2 separate regions of the Homo sapiens genome follow, and region 2 is linked to region 1. A link is a contact called in ENCODE Hi-C or POLR2A ChIA-PET data. All regions are on one chromosome and are shown on one strand. The core of a region is the stretch at or near the end of the contact, and the rest is flanking DNA. Distances in the headings are between cores, read along the strand shown.

Evidence for each region. A loop is a pair of places that touch in the nucleus more often than their neighbours do. ChIA-PET counts read pairs that join two places held with the same protein, here RNA polymerase II (POLR2A). Pooled maps may share reads with other maps.
Region 2: a map of B cell shows a loop between it and region 1 (2.8-fold over the local background). The contact joins two enhancer-like sites. A Hi-C loop is called at or near these places in 5 of 168 maps with a recorded cell type or tissue (B cell, HepG2, heart left ventricle and 2 more) and 6 of 50 pooled maps. POLR2A ChIA-PET finds 5 or more read pairs at or near these places in 12 of 52 experiments (A673, AG04450, B cell and 9 more).

The regions. Positions count from the first base shown.
Region 1 is chr1:155,497,336-155,503,278 of GRCh38, reverse strand. All of the region lies in intron 2 of ASH1L (ASH1 like histone lysine methyltransferase), which reads left to right. Among named protein-coding and RNA genes, the nearest start is that of ASH1L-AS1, 62 kb to the left of the region's middle. RefSeq lists enhancers at 2,914-3,083, 2,764-3,265. Within about 2 kb of position 2,823, at least 6 of the 41 ENCODE cell types and tissues checked have a DNase peak (open chromatin) inside an H3K27ac peak, as active enhancers do; they include A673, where a contact is called at or near this core.
Region 2 is chr1:155,461,448-155,467,390 of GRCh38, reverse strand. All of the region lies in intron 3 of ASH1L (ASH1 like histone lysine methyltransferase), which reads left to right. Among named protein-coding and RNA genes, the nearest start is that of ASH1L-AS1, 98 kb to the left of the region's middle. Within about 2 kb of position 3,315, at least 2 of the 41 ENCODE cell types and tissues checked have a DNase peak (open chromatin) inside an H3K27ac peak, as active enhancers do; they include A673, where a contact is called at or near this core.

The DNA.
Region 1 (5,943 bases), core at 1,574-4,073:
CTACATTGAATTACTAACATCTGAGGATATATATGAAGGCACAAAAATGATCCTAACATCTTTCTGTAGGATTTGATAGTAACTCTCACAGTAAAAACAGTGAAACAAAATGGCACCTGCTTCTCAGCCTCACTTTTTCATTTCTTAGCAAAATTACTGAGTGTGATTATTGTGTAGTTCCTTGCCTAGTCTTTGATTTTACGGGCTGGGGGCTCCAAAAGATTGCTGAGGAGATCAAAAGCAGATGCTGAAAATTATAAGCCAAGGCAGGGGAGCTTGGTAACCTTTCTTTCTAAGCTGTTTGTTGATTATAACGGTTAGGGCAATTATGAAGGTTAGGAATTATGAAATATGGAAATTCTCCTAAGCATACTTGGTAACTCTTAAAAATTCTATTTGTCTCAACCTCGATAACTAAAATTACCTAAGATAAATGAGAAAAATTAGAAAAGCAAATTTAATCACTAAATTTCTAAATAAAAAGCAAAAAGGATAAAAAAGTTTCACTGTGCAAGGAGAAAGGAAGGAGGATGAGGGAATGGAAAGACTCAGCTTAGACATCCCCCAATTCTGTGAAACGTTCCCTGAACCTTTCTAGGAGGTTACTCTATCCTCTGTGTTTCCATTGCATATATTTCTGTTTTTAACATATAGCACATTGTATAATAATTATTAATTGATTTCTCTATTTCTTTGGCTCCTTCAGTGTCAGGGTGATCTTTTAAGTTTGTGCTTTTTATGAGCAACACAGAAAATGCTTTAAAAACAGTTCAGTAAGACTGAAGAAAAGATCTGTAAGCATAAAACAAATACCATCATCATTACCAAAAATTCAGTGCTTAAAATATAGCTTGAGAATGTGAGTATTTATTTCCTTATTCCTAAGATTTTGCTTTTGAATACACTATCTGCCGGGCGCGGTGGCTCATGCCTGTAATCCCAGCACTTTGGGAGGCCAAGGCGGGCGAATCACAAGATCAAGAGATCGAGACTATCCTGGCCAACATGGTGAAACCCCATTTCTACTAAAAATACAAAAAATTAGCTGGGTGTGGTGGTGCGTGCCTATAATCTCAGCTACTCGGGAGGCTGAGGCAGAAGAGTTGCTTGAACCCGGGAGGCGGAGGTTGCAGTGAGCCAAGATCGCGCCATTGCACTCCAACCCGGATGACAGTGTGAGACTCTGTCTCAAAAAAAAAAAAAAAAAGAAAAGAAAAGAAAAGAAAACTGTCATAACTGTATTACTCAAATATTTCCTCTTCTCTCATTTGCTAAAAATATATAGTAAAACTTTCATGCCTATTTAAAACAATCTCTAGGCCGAGTGCAGTGGCTCATGCCTGTAATCCCAGCATTTTGGGAGGTTGAGGCAGGCGGATCATGAGGTCAATAGATCGAGACCATCCTGGCCAACATGGTGAAACCCCGTTTCTACTAAAAATACAAAAGTTAGCTGGGCATGGTGGCGTGTGCCTGTAGTCTCAGCTACTTGGGAGGCTGAGGCAGGAGAATCGCTTGAACCCGGGAGGTGGAGGTTGCAGTGAGCCGAGATTGCGCCACTGCGCTTCAGCCTGGTGACAGAGCGAGACTCTGTCTCAAAAAAATGAATGAATAAAACAATCTGTAGATTGCTATTTTTAAGAAATTGCGGATGCCAAGGTGGGCAGATCACCCGCGGTCAGGAGTTCAAGACCAGCCTAGTCAACATGGCAAAACCTGGTCTCTACTAAAAATATAAAAATTAGCCAGGAATGGTGACACCCACCTGTAGTCCCAGCTACTTGGAGGGATGGAGTACGATAATCACTTGAAACCGGGAGGTGGAGATTGCAGTGAGCTGAGATTGTGCTACTGCACTCCAGCCTAGGTGATAGAGTGAGACAATATGTAATAAATAATTAGGAACATCTGAAAGTAATCTTAGTTTAAGAAAACATTTTGAAGTTGGGCATGGTGGCTTAGGCTTGTAATCCCAGTTACTCAGAAGACTTGAGGCAGGAGGATTGCTTGAGGCCAGGAGTTTAAATCCATCCTTGGCAACGTAACAAGACCCCATTTCTGATTTTAAAAATAAGGAAGAAAGACAAAACATTTTTAGATGTCAAACACCTTTTGAAAGAGTTTAACACATCTTAATGACTTACCCCAAATAGGTGGTACCATATGAACCCAAGTCAAACAATTTTATTATTAATACTATGGGGTATTGTGTTTTTCCAATTGCCTTTTGTTTTGTTTTTATTTTTTAAACCAATTCTTTGTGTTTAGGCTCCTTAGCTCTTTTTTTTTAAATATAGTTTCTTTTTATTTAGAGACAGAGTCTCATTCTGTCGCCCAGGCTGGAGTGCAGTGGTGCAATATCAGCTCATTGCAACCTCTGCCTCCCAGGTTCAAGCGATTCTCATGCCTCAGTCTCCTGAGTAGCTGAGATTACAGGCATGTGCCACCATGTTCGGCTAATTTTGTATTTTTAGTAGAGACAGGGTTTCGCCATGTTGACCAGTTTGGTATCAAACTCCTGGCCTCAAGTGATCTGCACGCCTAGGCCTCCCAAAATTCTGGGATTACAGGTGTGAGACACCACGCCCAGTCTAGGCTCCTCAGCTCTTACCAGAGAATTTGGGACTTGTTAATAGGAGAAGATAGGCACATTCTGTCATCTTACTTGTGCCCTATGGGCTGCGTGCCATCTCAGAGTGCTTTTTTTTTTCCTTATGCCTATTTATGAAGAGGTCCAGAATGCATGTCTACATTATTTGACTGCTGCGTTTTCACTTCCATGTTCTTGTTGACAAATGCTATTCAAGCAAGAAGACCCGATTGTATGTAGGTATCTCTGAGTCTTGCTATGATGGATTCTGTAGTCTTACCTTCATCTTGATTGTTTACTTTAAAAGCTGCTTAAGCTAGAGGTATTTTTATGGTAGAGAAGAGAACAGTTGGCACAGAGCCCAGCTTCTCCATGGCAGCAGCAATTATGCAAATTATCCTGGATCTTTACATTTCAGTAAAACCTTTCTTCCCCCTTTACATACACAAAATAGACAGCTAAGGGGCTGTGATCTGTCCTAAAGCCTTGGAGATAAAACAGGATGTCACTCTTTTCTCAAAATGACTTCTATTACGGAAGCATGAGCTCCCTTAAATGGAAGGGCAAAGCAAATCCCTGCCATTGGGCTCTGCAGCCTCTGCTATAAATGTGCCAGGAAGATTAAAACTACCGTAATTAGTTTAATCAGGTTCATCCTCAATTCTTGCTTTCATTATGTAGTAGGAACTTCCCTAATCAGTACTGCATTTGGCTGATTGAAGAGTTCACTTTCATAGCTAGGATATCTGCTGGAGTCTGTATTGTGGTTTGTTTTAATGGTGTATATATGGTGAATGTGAATGTTTCTCATTTCATTGTTGATCTTGCTAATGGAAAAAAAAAATCATTATTGAACCAAATTGTTAGAAGGTATATCTTCTTTAGTCCCAGAGAATTAAGCCTAAATATCATTACTTTCACTCACTAATTCGTATACTGCTTTTTATGGTTGTCTGCTCATATCTTTGATTTCATTTTAATGATTGTAAATCACTCCAGAGATCCTCACATACGGCTGCTCAATAATTACACATTACTAATTAATTCTGAGCTACAGCTGTATGGAAATGAATGAAAGCTTTTTGAGAGACATCAGAATTAAAGGTCCTATATGATAAGATGACAAAACCTGGAACTTTTATGAAAATTCATTAATAGGAAGACAAGATGAAACTTAATGATGAAAGAAAAGTTTCCTCTCTGACCTCACTTTGTGAGTCAAAATCACTGAGTACATAGTTCAAAATTGTACCTCTTTCGTAACTAGTTAGATGGGGATAGGGAGAAATCCTGTGAGAAAGACTATAGATGAAGTCAGATTTGCAGTGGTTTTTCATGTTGGGAATAAAAGAGGTGTTAAAAAGACCCTGAAGACTTTGTCCTCTGCCACTGGGACAAATTGACACCTTATGTCTATTCCTTAAATTATATAGCAAGAAGAACTTCTTGGGTGGTGGAAGTTTACATCACATGATGATTTCTATATTAGTATTGCCATTATTTTATCATAATTTATTTAAGAAATTATGCTAGTAACATGTTTTGGCTTACTCTTGATCCTATGAGGGCCATATAATGAGGATAGAATTTGGGGCTTCAGTGTGGAATATAAAATTCAAGTTCAGCATCTAATGGTTTTGTAATTTAAGAAAAGCCCATTGTGGTCTGCTTTTGAAAAGAAAATATTTGGTGACTTTCTATTAAAATGCATTCTTGACCTATATGTTTAATTTTCTTTAATATTTCTTTTTGGCTTTTTTTTTTTTTTTTTACTCCTGTTCTCAGATGTTTTGGTTCTCTTTTGATTATATGCCACAAACTGAAGCGTACTTTTCTTGAAAGTGTTTTCTGGGCCAGGCGCAGTGGCTGATGCCAAGGAGTTCAAGACCAGCCTGGGCAACATAGAGAGACCCTGTCTCTACAAAACATTTTTAAAAACTAGCCGGCTGGTCAGGCACAGTGGCTTATGCCTGTAATCCCAGCACTTTGGGAGGCTGAGGCAGGCAGATTACCTGAGTTCGGGAGTTCAAGACCAGCCTGACCAACATGGAGAAACCCCATCTCGACTAAAACTACAAAATTAGCCAGGCGTGGTGGCACACACCTGTAATCCCAGCTACTTGGAAGGCTGAGGGAGGAGAATCGCTTGAACCCGGGAGGCAGAGGTTGCGGTGAGCCGAGATAATGCCATTGCACTCCAGCCTGGGCAACAAAAGCGAAACTCTGTCTCAAAATACAAAAAACAAAACAAAACAAAAAAATGAACAAACAAAAACCAAAAAAACTAGCCATGCATGGTGGTGTGTGCCTGTAGTCCCGTCTTCTCAGGAGGCTGAGGTAACATTAAGTACATTTACATTGTTTTGCAGCCCTCACCATCCGTTCTTCTCTACAGTTTTTTTTTAATCTTCTGCAACTGAAATTGTGTATCTATTGAACAGTGACTCCCCTGTTACCCCTCCTAGAAGCCCCTGGCAACCACTATTCTGTTTTCTGTCTTTATGAATTTGACTGTTCTGGTTACCTCATATGTAAGTGGAATCATGCAATATTTGTCTGCTGGTGACTGGCTTGTTTCACTTAGCATAGTATCTTTAAAGTTTATCCATGTTTTAGCATTCGTTAGAATTTTCTTTTGGCCGGGCGTGGTGGCTCACGCCTGTAACCCCAGCACTTTGGGAGGCCGAGGCGGGTGGATCTCAAGGTCAGGAGATCGAGACCATCCTGGCTAACACGGTGAAACCCTGTCTCTACTAAAAATACAAAAAAAAATTAGCCATGCCTGGTGGCAGGCGCCTGTAGTCCCAGCTACTCAGGAGGCTGAGGCAGGAGAATGGCATGAACCCGGGAGGCGGAACTTGCAGTGAGCCGAGATCGTGCCACGGCACTTCCAGCCTGAGCGACAGAGTGAGACTCCGTCTCAAAAAAAAAAAAAAAGAATTTTCTTCTTTTATGGCTGAATAATATTCCATTGTGTGTACATTTGACCCTTTAACAATGCTGAAGTTATGGGCACCAACTCCACACACAGTTGAAAATCCAAGTATAACTTTTGACTCCCCCAGAACGTAACTGCTAATAGTCTACTGTTGACCAGAAGCCTTAACGATAACATAGCCTGTTAACACATATTTAATGTTATATGTATTATGTACTATATTCTTAAAGTAAGAGAATAGAAAATGAAATATTTACACTGTTCGTTAAGTTGAAGTTGATAAGGTTGTCATCCTTATCGTCTTCATTTTGAATAGGCCAAGGAGGAAGAGTAGGGGTTGGTCTTGCTGTCTAAGGGGTAGCAGAGGTGGAAGAAAATCTCCATATGCTATGAAGCCTGCACAGTTCAAACTTTT
Region 2 (5,943 bases), core at 2,066-4,565, 36 kb after region 1:
TACAGTAAAATTACACACTTAAGTAAGGCCAGGTTTCCTGGTTTCTCCCAATCCTGATAGTGATTCTATTTAATTTATGTATGTATGTTAGGTAGACATGAAATAGGTCTCATGGGCAAGAGTTTCTGACTTGGATGAGCAAGAGTTTCTGACCTGGAATGTCAGTTATTTCATCCCTGTTTTTCAGCATATGTGACTCATGGCTGGCTACACATGACAGAACTTACAAACCTGGATTCTAAAATTGGCAGAGCAGTAGAATGGAGTATTTTCATTTAGCATTTATAGCTTACAAGTCATAGAACAAGCAGACAATGGAACATTATTATAAATGATTTACTACATGTAAATTATATACATTATTTGGTGCATTCAGTGATGATGAATATTTTGTCCTCCAAGAATAAGTGAGGCTTAAACCTTTTTTTTTTGGAAAAAGTATATTCACTGTACAAGCATATAGATTGAAGCAAAGAATACTGAGTTTTCTCTTTAACTGAAGAGTATAAGCTTTGATCAGAATATACTGATCTCAAACAATTTCTCTAGTGCTGTTTATAAGACACACCTATGCAACAGTTAGAAGGAATAAGTTCAGATGTTCAGTAGCAGGGTGGGGTGACTATAGGTGACAGCACAATATTGTGTTTTTCAAAAATAGCTAGAAGAGAGGACTTGAAATGTTCCTGACACAGAAATCATAACTACGCAAGGTGATGGATACCCAAAATACTCTGACCTGATTCTTATACATTCTATACATGTAACAAAATATCACATGTACCCAATAAATATGTACAACTATTATGTATCAATTTTAAAAAGATTTAAAACATGATAGAAAAAAGATATGCCTATAAAGGAAGTGTGAACCTACAGAGATGAAAGAAAATTGTTTGTGGTGTGGTTAGTGCAGTTAGGGGAATTTCCAGAAGAATTCCATTTCAGTGAATGATGTCATTTGGGCATTATGAAAAATAGCCTAGTTAGAGAAAAAAACAGAGTTTTTGTTTTGTTTTGTTTTGTTTTGTTTTTTTGAGACGGGGTCTCACTCTGTCGCCCAGGCTGGAGTACAGTGGTGCTATCTTGGCTTACTGCAAGCTCTGCCTCCCGGGTTCATGCCATTCTCCTGCCTCAGCCTCCCAAGTAGCTGGGACTACAGGTGCCCGCCACCACGCCTGGCTAATTTTTTGTATTTTTAGTAGAGACGGGGTTTCACCGTGTTAGCCAAGATGGTCTCAATCTCCTGACCTCGTGATCTGCCTGCCTCGGCCTTCCAAAGTGCTGGGATTACAGACATGAGCCACAGCGCCCGGCCAAAACAGACTTTATAGCTTAAAAATCGCCAGAACAGGCTCTGAGTCATACTCTCTTGTAGTGCATTTAGTTGGTGCATCAGATAAAATGTATTGCTTTCTGTATTTCCCACAATTGAAAACAGCTGTTTTTATTGTGGACCCAGCTTTTACCTTAGCATTCAGCTCATTCACAAGAAGGTTCCAAGGTGGCTATCAACTGTGAACCATACCAAAGGATTCAGAACTTGAATCTGGGAACAAAAAAAATCTTGACCAGAAGTTCTCAAATAGTTTGATATTTTATGTTCATATTCCTTTACTATGGTAGCCATTTTTATTACAACCAATTTTGGTTCAGTCGTTGTTTAACACACATTCCCAAATAGCTTTGACTTATAAATAATGAAAGAAGAGAAATCTTTTTTAAAACTAAACTTTTGTAACAATTTAATTTTGGTGGGAAGGAACAATTTCAGTGTTAGAAACTTTTAAAGTAAATTATTTTAAAATCGATAATATCTTAGAACTGACTACTGCATAGCATTCTTCCAAATTAGCATACTTAATTTATTTTTCTGTAATTCACCCAAAGATATTTCTAGCATTGCAAACATCAAACATTCCACTCATATAAATGATTTCTTAGTTACTTGTGTCTTTAGTGTTGATCTCCAGAGTGTGACTAAAATTCATACTATATTAAGTTATAAAAGCTTTAATAGTGAACTTAGGCTAAAGAAACATATGTTTTGTCCAACCAACTATTGATTTAATTCACTGTTTTTTTTTTTTTTTTTTTTTTTGCTAATTTGTATTTGGCACCAGGGAAATTCCTTGTTTTTCTAGGCTAGGATGCTCAGGGCTTCAATGAGTAGTTAGTTGAATCTTTATTCTCATGATTTCTTTGGGATGCCTCCACCACTGCAGACACTATTATCAGTGAGAATTTTATCTATTCTGCTATCTTTGCCTGTTTTACTGTCTTCACACCCAGGCATCTGTAAAAGTAGCATTACTTTTATATCTTTGGTTTGTTTTAGTTCCTCCAGTGGAAATGTCAATCAAGATTTTTTGTGGCAAATCAATTTGAAAACAGGTTCTTGGTTTCTGCTCATTTTCTGTTTATTATAAAGATTTTCATAATCTTATTTCTTTATGATCCAGTTATGTTCTTTTTTTACTTTTTCAACTTTGACAGTTTGTATCCCTGATTTCATCTTACAGTTTTGCTGTAAAAGCACTACCTTTCCCCTCTTGTTTAAATTGGCAAAAATGTTTCTGTAAATCCTGTCTTTATCTTCAAAAGTTCATCAAATACTGGCCAAATAAAATCCAGAGAGTCTATAATTAAAATCACTTCCAAGGTTCCTTCACATTTGCAAGTTTGGTTTTAATTCTTAATTTTCTCTGTATTATTCCAATTTATGGTATTCTCTTTTTCTGTCTTCCTCTTTACTAGTAGTCTGCCTTGTTTACATGAGGGCCTTTATTTCCAACGGAAGAAAAACTATTTCCCTTAATAATCTACTTATATTTATTCTGAAATCCAATTTTATTTAGGTACTTTTTTTTTTTGCAGCTTGCCTATAATTTCTACTTCCTGCATTTATGTGTGTAGAATTTCCAAACATATTCTGAAGTTGTCATCATCTGAGTGATGAGACACAGCGGTGGTCTACGTAGTAATATTGTGAACTAAGGAATTCCTATTTGTAGTCTTTATTCACTTCTGAAATACTTATTCTGCTTTATAGTATTTTGAAATGAAAAATGATGGGAACTCTTTGATATCTACAATTGTGTTCTTTGTGTGTATGCTTTGAGGAAGTGTCAGATTTTCTTGAACTAGAATTCATATAAACCTCTTGTCCTTTGTGGAATGGGGAGCCTCCACACATCCTTCCAGGCAGATCTAAAATGGCTACTCTTGAGACATGAGCAAACATTTGTCACATGATGGAGACAGCAAGGAAAAGGGCTAAGTAGGGGAAGCAGAAAACTACTTTCTCCCTTGGGAAAAAACTGAGCAGAAAGCCAGACGTCTTCTGGTTCTGACTCATCTCTTGGGCATACTCTGCAAAAGCTATGGCGAAGAGTCAGTGAATTAGAAGATTCACTCAGAGTAACTTTTTCCTACCCTGCAAGTACCTACCAGCCCTGGAGGTGCCTATATGAGTAGTACTTCTTAATTGGATTCACTCTATGTTTAAGGTAAATGCTTGATGTTAATAGGTTAGTTCTAGCTCCCTACTGGGTATAACTCACTGCTCTTCTTTCTATCATTATTATTATTATTATTAAGGCAAGGGTCTCACTGTCGCCCAGGATGGAGTGCAGTGGTGCGATCACAGCTTGCTGAAGCCTCTACCTCCTGGGCTCAAGCGATCTTCCCACTTCAGCCTCCCAAGTAACTGGGACTACAGGGTATGCACCACTATGCCCAGCTAATTTTTATTTTTTTTTGTAGAGACTGAGTTTCGCCATATTGTCCAGGCTAGTCTTGAACGCCTGAACTCAAGCAACCTGGCTACCTCGGCCTAGCAAAGTGCTGGGATTACAGGCATGAGCCCCCACACCTGCCTATGTAAAAATTCCATAATAAACCTAAGGACTCAATTAATATATAGTAGTCACTAATATTTATAAAACATTTTGAATTTTATAAAATTGTTTTTGGATTACATTATCTCGTTTTGGGACTCACAACAATGCTGTAACTTAGCTTTATTAAACCAAAGCCCAGGCACATTTACTTCTATAGATTCTCTCTAGTTTAATTTGTAGCAGAGCCAGGAGTCAAACCCAAGGATGCTTTACTCCATAGTCCATGTACTGAACACGATATCGCACTCGACTCTGCTCTGCATTATGTTTTAGGTTTGGACACATACATATATATTGGTCTCTGTTGAATTGGACATACTAGTTCTCTGGGCATTATCTGGTTCTTTCTGGAAGCCCAACTGCAAATTGGCGTTTATAAAACAGTGTATTTCTGGCAATGTTACAGATGTTTGCAGATTTCATATGATTCCTACTGTTAGGCTAATTTTAACATACTTTGAACATCTTTTAACTGGTTGCTATTTCTTTTACATAAGTGATAGCATCACTTTCCAGTCTTAAACTTGGTTGCTTTATATCGTTAATGTTTTTTCAGTTATCCTCATCTTCTTACTGCCTCTGTGAGCACTGCTTTTAAGTGAAATAAGATGCTAGAGCTGATGATTACCAAGCGATAGAGATCTGTATCTCAAGGATACAACTTGATTCTTTTTAAATATGGAATATTGTTAAGAATAGCTCTGCTCTGTATGAACAGGGAATTCAAACTTTTAAAAATGAAAAATGAGAACCTTCCTGAATGAAATTTTACTCAAATCTCCTATTAAATCCTAAGAATAGGCTGCTGGCTTCCATTACTTTCAGGAAATGAAAAATGGCTTAGAAGCTAAGTGAGCTAAGTAAGCCATCTCTCTCTCAATTGTTTCAGTTTCTCAGGAATTGCTGCCAATAATGCTGCCAATAATGATCTCCATGGATCTGACCCCCATTCCATCTCCCACTGCCTCTGAAGCTCCAGATGTCACCAAAAGAAGGAGCTTTGAAGAAAGTGCCTGTACCCTCTTTTTACCCTGAGGTGGGTGAGGCCAGGCAGGGTGATTCTCAGGATATCCTGATTATCAAAGGTACAGTTGAAGCCTTCATCAAGACTTTCTTGAAGATGACCAAGAAATTCAGGAAACACTACCAAATAGCCTAAGAACTGAAGATGGAGCTCAAGAATGGATGGCACAAGTGCCACCTAAAATGTAGTGCATGATGATATACACGATGATTAGTAAGCTCCTTGAGGGCAGAGACCATTACACCATTTGTAGTCTTCCCCCTACCTTCACAATATCTAGCATAGTACCAAACATATAAACTATACTCACTTAATAAATGTTAGTTTATTACTGAGAGAAAAGACTATATAAAAAGTGCTCTTAGGGCTGGGCGCAGTGGCTCATGCCTATAATCCCAGCACTTTGGGAGGCTGAGGCGGGCGGATCACTTGAGGTAAGGAGTTTGACACCAGCCTGGCCAACATGATGGAACCCCGTCTCTACTAAAAATACAAAAAATTAGCTGGGCATGGTGGCCCATGCCTGTAATCCCAGCTACTCAGGAGGCTGAGGCAAGAGAAACACTTGAACCCGGGAGGCAGAGGTTTCAGTGAGCCAAGATTGCACCACTGCTCTCCAGCCTGGGAGACAGAGTCCGTCTCCCAAAAAAAAAAAAAAAAAACCCTCAAACCCCTCTTTTCTTAGTACTTAATCCATGATCAGGAATGGTGATACAGTTGACTATTATCTCAGGCTTCTTGGCCACTATTGTCTTCTGTCTTGACTATGTGTTGGGTAGGAAATATGTATCTGTCTGTATATTAAGTTTTCAGTATTAATACTTAAAGTTATGTCTTCTCTGATGCCTGGGCTTTTTATTTCTTAGATGTTTCATTGCGACATTCAGTTATTTAATGGAAATATCTCATCTGAACCACACTCGAGGAGGATTTATTATACTGTCAGATATAAAAATCCATCTTGTATCTGTTGTTAAGATTCAACAATAAACAATCTTGCTGCTTGAATAGGTCTAC